2 separate regions of the Homo sapiens genome follow, and region 2 is linked to region 1. A link is a loop called in an ENCODE intact Hi-C map of the cell type or tissue named here. Cell type or tissue: endothelial cell of umbilical vein. All regions are shown on one strand.

Region 1 (4,000 bases):
TATTTCTAGATCATTTTATTTTTCAAAACTTTTCAAGAATCCAGACTTTTCTGTGAAACTGCTCAAATTTTCTAATGTTGGCATAATTAAACCACCACCACCTTATGTGAACCAAACTCAACATATTTATCATGGCAGCATTTAGCCTCTAGGCTGCCAGTTTGCCAACTAAGAACTAGTCTAATATTATCATTTTTATAAAGTAGAATCCAAATGCCAGACACATTGGTTCTCCCGAGGTTTGACTCTGGGTCTCCAGATTCCCAGGCTGTCAGAATCTTTGTCCTTAAAACGCACACGGTATAATTTCTTAAGTCTTGGCTCTGCAAGTGTACCGTGTGAAAACTTGATGAATAGATTATTGAGCCGCTACAGGGCAAAAATCTGCTATCTTACTTGACCACCCTACATTTCAGAAGATGATTACAAATTTATTTCCTGTTACGAGATATTCTAGCCCTGTATTATGGTGGTATCAAAAAAGACAGCAAAATATGTGTGAGTTCACATTGTAATTTTTGAGAAATTAGTTAATTTACTAAACAGTATTTCTCCCTCCCTCCCAGTGTCTGAATGGCATGCAGCAAAATGGAGAGCCTCTCATCACTGATAGGCAGCAGAATGAGATGTTGTGTGTCAGAGCTTGCCTTGTTTCCGAGAGATCAGAATCTTTATTGAAAGGGCTCCCTTTTTTGATTTCCGGATCAGACCCTGAGCAGTTGATAAAGGAGAATTACTTGGCCATTATCTGAAGTAGTTGTATTTCCACAAAGAGCTAGTGCTAAACAAGAGTTTATCTCTACAACAAGACTGATAGGATTCGTACAGATTATAATTCAATCAGACACCTGAAACAGGACATACATTGGCTAGTGGGATATATGCAAACCTGTCCTCCAGCCATAGCAAAATAAATATCTGGGGAATATTTCATGTAGTCTGAATACAGAGAATAAATGTTAGAAAGTGCTGCTTTTAGTTGCTTTAGGCCATGCCTCTATATAATTCATAATATTTTTATACAAACGTAATCCTAACAAAATGCCACTAGTCTGAAGAGTCAACTATCTATGACCTTTGCAATTATTTGATAAAACATTCCCAAAGCACCTAACGCACTTTTCAAAATGTATTTCTTAGAGTTTACAGCACTCTTATTAGTAGCTAACAGGTCTTACTTGCTCTTTGAATATTGGGTAAATAGAGGAGTACAGATTAAAGGTGAAGTTAAACTAAATTTATTTAAACATAAATCTTCAATCCTATTTAGAACATCAGCTTCTGATATCAGAACTATTTTTCATGACCAAAGGAGAAGAGTGTAGGGTTTAAGGGCTTGATTCTGGAATCAGACAGCTTGGGGTTAGCTAGCATGCTGGCTTCATCACGGACTTGCTATAAGACCTTGGACAAACTTCTGGACTCTCTGAGCCTAGTTTCCTCCATCTGCAGAGTAGGGATAATACTTGATTTGCAGAATGGCTGCAAAAATCTAATAAGATAATATGACAAAGTAAACAAGCATAGTACTTGGCCCATGGTAAGCAGGTGATAAATATTTCCTACCATTGTTCTTATTAACAGAGAATGCCCCAAATTTAGTGAGTCAGAGGCCTTGGAATAAGTATGTACTGTTATATTCTATGACTGTGTTCCCACCAATATTGTAATCTGATATTAATTTCCTAACTATTATGTTTCTGTCTTTCTTCTTCCTAGTTCTTTCTTGATTTGTCACCACATCAATCAACTAGGAAAAGAAATGACGCTCTTGCCCTTATGAGGCCTTTCATAGCTTTTATCTTCATCTTTGGTAAGAAAGAAGCTACTAGACAATTGCTAGAAGGGATGGTCAGAGCAGCCCTCTGCATAGACGCGAGTCTGACGAGTGCTAGGCCCTTTGTCCTTCAAACCTGGCAGAATGTAGGAGCTGTAACTTCCACATTTTGTTACCTGCAGTTAATTGCATTTAATTGAAGTGGGGTAAGTTGAATGTGATGGCAGAATTCCTCCCCATGTGGTCCAGTTTGGAAGTGCTCACTACTTGCAGATCCCCCCTTCATCAAGTTCAGGAAGGGGATTCACTTACTAAAACAGTTTCCTAACTGGTCTCCTGTTTCTCTCCTTGACCCATCTGGTCTATTCGCAAGCCAGCAACTGAAGTGACCCCTTCAGTATGTGGGTCAGATCCCATCCCCCTCACTCCATGTTCAAAACCCTCCATGGCTCTCCCACCTAATGCAGAGTAAAAGCCGAGGTCTTTCCAATGGCCTGCAAAGCCCTGAATGATCTGGATCCAGGTTGCAGACTGTTAACTTCTCAGAAAGACAGCAAGGGAGCTCTCTGGGTTCTTTTTATGAGGGCACTAATCCCATTTATAAGGGCTCCACCCTCATCACCTGATCACCTGCCAAAGGCCTCACCTCCTAATACCATCACATTGAAAGTTAGGATTTCAATATATGAATTTTGGGGGCACACAAATGTTTAGTCCATAACACATTGCAACCCTTACCTGCATTCCCAATTAGTACTCCACCAGGTACTTACTAGCTTCCAGCATCCTCTGTAATTGTCTTATTTATTATGTTTATTGTTTGTAGTCTACAGCAAGAATGTAAGCTGCATTAAAATAAGTACTTTCATAAATTTTGTTCACTGTTATATCCTGAGTGCTTGGAAGAGTGCCTTGTGCCTAGCCAGTATATATATGTATCTATACTAGCCATGTATATATATGATGATATGATAATATATACATATACATATGTATGTACACACAGACAAATAAATGAATATATGGAGATATATATGTTCGTGTATATATATATATATATATGGAAGAATGAATGAATGACTGGGGAGTAAATAAATGAACACATACACATCAGGCTTTTGGTTCCCAGCAACAACAGCCATCTCCATGAGAAGAGCAATTGGCCAGGGTGAGAACTAGTGGGAAGTGACTCATTTCCAGAGTACAATACCTCCCATTAACACCATGCAGATGCCAGCAGGTGTGCTGCTTTCTCCAAGTACCTATCTGAAAATGGACTGAAGATTTTGCTCAGTTTTTAACAAAAACTTCCAGGGGGCTTTCACAGAACTTCCAACCAAGCTAAAGTGTTATGTTTTAGGATGTCTGCAATCTGGTCCTGCATCATCCACTAATGAGTTTTGAGGCCCGGGGAAAGTCAATTAACTTCACTGGACCCAGCAAAGTTTATCATGACTAATTCTTCTTCCAACTTAAAACATCTCAGGATCTGCAAAAGGGCGAAAAAGAGTCAAGCCCTATTAACCACCCCTCTCCTTCCCTCAACCAACGATTCGTAAATAAACACCCCAATTACCCCAATTTTAATAATTCAACTTAACATGAAAACCAACTTTTCTATCTGGCCCATCTCACAAAATGAATGAAATTAATAGCTAGGTGTGGCTCATCTAGAAATAGCTGTTCTAGCTCAGGTGATATGCTGGGAGATGGTTATAAATCTACATTAATGCTTTTTTTTTTTAAATTGAGAACCATAGCCCTGACCAAAGAAAACACCTTTCTACAGACAACTATAAAATAGCTATCATTCCTTGGCTATTCTAAATATTGCTGCAATGAACACAGGAGCTCAGATGCCTCTTTGAGATACTGATTTTATTTCCTTTGGATATATATCCAGAGGTGGGGCTTCTGGATCATAAGGTAGTTCTATTTCCAATTTTTTCAGAAACCTCTGTAGTATTTTCCACATGGCTGTACCAATTTACATTTCCACCAACAGCATACAAGGGTTCCCTTCTCTCTACATCCTCACCAACAATATACAAATTCTTTTTCTTTTTTTTTAAATTTTAATTTTTTTGGTAGAGATGAGGCCTCACTATGTTACCCACGCTGGTCTCAGACTCTTGGGCTCAAGCAACCCTCCCAGCCTTGGTCTCCAAAAGTACTGGGATAATAGACATGAGCCACCATGCCCAGCCAATATACAGTTTTTAT
Region 2 (4,000 bases), 170 kb after region 1:
GCCGGGGAGTAAAGGAAGAACTGGACTGAGCCAAAGGAAGAGCTGAACTGAAATGTAGTGGTAACAAAAACTTCATCTGATCCATGGAAGTGCTGGAGCTAGGACAGCCCTGGAGAATTATCCTACCTGGAAGCATCAGGACTTTGCATCCCATCTCCATTGACTAGTCACTGCATGTGGGATGCCCCCCAATACCCGTCCCAGAGGTAACAATCTTAGGTGAACTGACACTGTTCAGCTGAGGACATTTTTCAGATGAACGTCATCCCTAGCTACCTACACTCCCAGAAGGTGGACAACTGAGTGCCTCAGCAGTGGAGAACTGAGCTCTGTGTGACATACCACAACATACACTACAAGCACCATGGCTAGAAATAAGAACCAGTCTGGAATCAAAAGAGAAGTCTATAAGCATCTACAGTCTACAGTATCCTGAGAGTAACAAAGCAAAATAGCATGAGTCATGGTATTTGCAAGGAGGGGGCTCTTTGAAACCCTAGATATGGAAGTCAGAGGTATTATTCAGTGACACCTCAGTACTGACCCTAGGCTCTCTTCTCTCTTTCCCCCAATCCAAGCGCCTGGAGAGCTGAATGTTTGTGAATAGTCTTTCACACAAATGCATTTCATCATTAGTTACATCCTTGTAGAATTGTGATACAGCTTGAACAGTATAAGCATTTAGCTGTTTTCTCCATTCTAGAGTACCTCTAAAGTAATTTCCCCAAAAGGTCACCATGAACCTCAATTTCTTACACATAGTGGTTGCTTCTCAGTCCTGTCCTAGTTGTCCCTTTTGAGGCATTTATACTCCTGAGCATCACTACTCCTGTTGAAAATATATCCCTCCACCATCTTCTATCATACCTCTTAGTCTCTCTCACAGATTCTATAATATTTCTTCTGCTCACACCTTCTAGGTACCTTCCCCTAAGTTTCCACCCTTGTCCACCACTCCCCTAATTTTGTTCACTAAGTGTCAATGATCTTATCTCCAAATGTCCACCATATCCATCTACTCCACTCCATTCACACAACAGGCTTCATCATCTTTTTCTGGGACCATTTGCTTTTAGTTAATTCTTTCTTCCTTCTAAGCTATTCTCCATACTGATCTTTCTAAAACAGACATTTCTAATCATGACACTCCATGATTTAAAATAATACAAGATACGGTTCAAACTGAAAGTCAAGGTCATGTCATTCTTAGGCCTGGCCTCGATTCCCAGCCTTGTGTTCCATCATTCTGTACTATAACCAACACATGTCCCTCATGTCCCTAACATACCACACTCAGCTCTTGGTTCATACTGCCCATCTGCCAAGATTATTCCTTCTGCTTTCTTTATGAGGCAAGCCCATCCTTGAAAGCCCAGCTTGCTGCCTCCTTTCTGAAGCCCTTCTTAAATCAGCGTCACTGCCTCTCTCTCTCTGCAGCCGCAATATGTTGTGCACAGCTCTATGATAACCATTTTCACATAGTGCTAGCCTCTCTTACATTTCTCTCCCTTGATGAATTACAAATGCCTCAAGAGCAAGCACTGTAACATATTTATCTTGGTATTTCCAGCACTTAGCATGCTGTCCAATACATAACTGCTAGATATAACTATTTACTGAATAAGGTTGATGTCCCACTCCCAATTCTTCAAGACATGTATAGTGCAAATCACAAAAAATGGGATCAGAATGTAGAGCCAAAGGTCTAGCAAACTTACATCATTTCTTTTAAATCTAGACAAGTTGTTTTACCACTGTGCCCTCTATCCTCCTTACCCCAATCCCAAATGGACAAAACTGTCACATGTAAAAGCCCCTGTAGTATTCCCAGCTTAAAAAAATAAAATCCATAGAGCCTGTTGTAGTAAACTGTGCCTCACGTGCATTGAGAAGACAGGCTGTCAGAATGTGGCCAACAGAATGTGCAGCAAGGAGAGGAAGCTGTACCTAATAATCATGTTACAAAGACAGGAAAGCTAAGAGATAAGAAATCCACTTAATTCTCCCTCTTGTGTTTGCTTAGCTGCTCTTAAAGCCAGGATGAGCAGCATGGAAGAAAGTTACATACACCAAGGAGAAAAGAGCAAATCATTGACATTTACCAAAGTCAAGAATCCCTGTTGGCCACACATGCCTTTATTCAGATCTTAACCTTTGCTGGGAGGGTGAGAAGAGAATTTAATTCTAAGGTAGAGTAGTTTACATTATTTCATAATGAAATATAACTACATATCAAAAGGTAGACTATTCCTTGAAAGAAAATGTAATTTTTCAGCCAGTACTGATAAAAGCAAACTTGGTTAGTCATGACAATAAAAATTACAGTAATAGTGAACATTTCATGAGGACTTATGTGTCAGAAACGATTCTAAGCATTTTTCATGAATAGCTCATTTATCACAGCTTTATCAAGTGGATGCTATCATTATCTTTGTTTTACAGATTAGGAAATGGAGGCACGGAGGGATTAAATGCTTAGTCAGGGTCACACTACTAATGAGCGGCAGAGCCAGGATGTTGACTCAGATGGTCAGACTCCAAACCTTGAGTTCCTAATCACTATATCATAGCTTCATGGAACCATAATCCCCAGCCCTTGGTTTACCACCTGGTAGCTCTCTAACCTTGAGCCAGTTTCAGAACTGCATTGAACCTCAGTTTCCTCATCTTTAAAATGTGGACAGGATTACCTCCCTTGGGAGATACAATGAGAACTGTGAGTGTCTAGACTAGCTTGGGGCCTGATATGTAATAGGACTTTAATAAATATTCATTTTCTTCCTCCCTTTTCTTTTTCATCTTTGAAAATGAGTTCATGTAATAAACAAAGAATATGCCACAGTAAAATTCAGTCCGCATTTTATAGATTTTCAACTAAAAAAGCCAATAAAACTAATCTGGCCAGTAAACGAAAACCTATTGCTTTTCAACCAATAATATTACCCACCACATGCTTAGCAAACAGAGTCAGGTATTTATGGACAAAATGTATGTCTCTTTAAAAATTAGTTAGACAATTGAGAAGGCGCATTAAGTTTTGGGGGTTCCTTGGATGTTGAAATAAATACTCTTTCTTTCAGCTGATGAAATTTAGATGGCATTGGCAGGCTCAAGCCCAGCTTCACAGCAGAGAGGAGAGATTTAAGATCTAGGGTTTGATATTCCCTGCCACTAGGTTATGCTTTAATTCCTCCAGGTCCTCTGAATGATACTGGATTTATAAGAACACTAAATAACACCACTGGGCTAAATCCCAAAGATTGAAAAAGGCAAACTTAAGTCTGTAACTAGGATGACTATTTCCTTCACATCATAAAAGATGATACATATTCTTTCCAATGCCTCCCCACTTCTTTGAAAATGAAATTGACACGGATCATGAGCAAATGGCCTACACAGACTCTAGACACCCCTCCTCCAAAACGCCTCTTAAAGACACAGCCGTTCTGTGACAGAATCTTTTACTTGAGGCCACCAGTCCTCTGGCAGGGTAAAATACACCCAACAGAATACGGATGGCTGATAGTGCTCCCAGAATGACTGCTACCCCCGGATTCCCTATTGACATCTGCCAAACGACTGTGCTTACTCTAAACTTACGGGCCTTAAGAAGACCAAAATGTTATTTCTTTTAGAACCATATTTAGCAGCTGTTTTGTTTGGTTTCAGCCCTAACTGACAAGCATATGCTTACAAAAGCAAAACAGAACAAAGAAAACAGGAACAGTAGGAGAACTCTCCACATTTATCTTGAGGCTTCAGGCTTTTCAACATCATCTTCGAAAGTACAGCATTAGGAAACTGTGCTGACTCAACAACCCCCAGATTCTAGTTTATGCTGCACTCACAGCCAGGCAAGTTCCCTCAAAGGTAATTTTTTACTTTAACTTCCCCTCTTCTAAAGCAGTAGAGGTTTGCAGAGTCAAAGGTCTTGCTTTACACAGTAAGATTTATTTAATCCCTGACTGCTACCTGGCACCCTCCCTCGCCACCTACTGTG

The links. A loop is a pair of places that touch in the nucleus more often than their neighbours do. Peaks named below come from ENCODE experiments on the same cell type or tissue, not always from the same donor. Only the 100,000 strongest peaks of a DNase experiment are listed, where the experiment ranks them.
Region 2: it touches region 1 in a loop (8-fold over the local background); 1 of 110 quality-filtered maps calls a loop at or near these places.

Annotation. Positions count from the first base shown.
Region 1 is chr3:171,203,516-171,207,515 of GRCh38, forward strand. The region is part of intron 4 of TNIK (TRAF2 and NCK interacting kinase); the gene reads right to left. Among named protein-coding and RNA genes, the nearest start is that of MIR569, 99 kb to the left of the region's middle. RefSeq lists an enhancer at 2,745-3,354 and a silencer at 2,881-3,060. In endothelial cell of umbilical vein, no CTCF peak of the experiment used is centred here; DNase peaks (open chromatin) are centred at 1,516 and 2,966; H3K27ac peaks cover 2,790 bases.
Region 2 is chr3:171,372,456-171,376,455 of GRCh38, forward strand. The region is part of intron 1 of TNIK (TRAF2 and NCK interacting kinase); the gene reads right to left. Among named protein-coding and RNA genes, the nearest start is that of TNIK, 86 kb to the right of the region's middle. In endothelial cell of umbilical vein, no CTCF peak of the experiment used is centred here; DNase peaks (open chromatin) are centred at 1,986, 2,466 and 3,746; H3K27ac peaks cover 3,019 bases.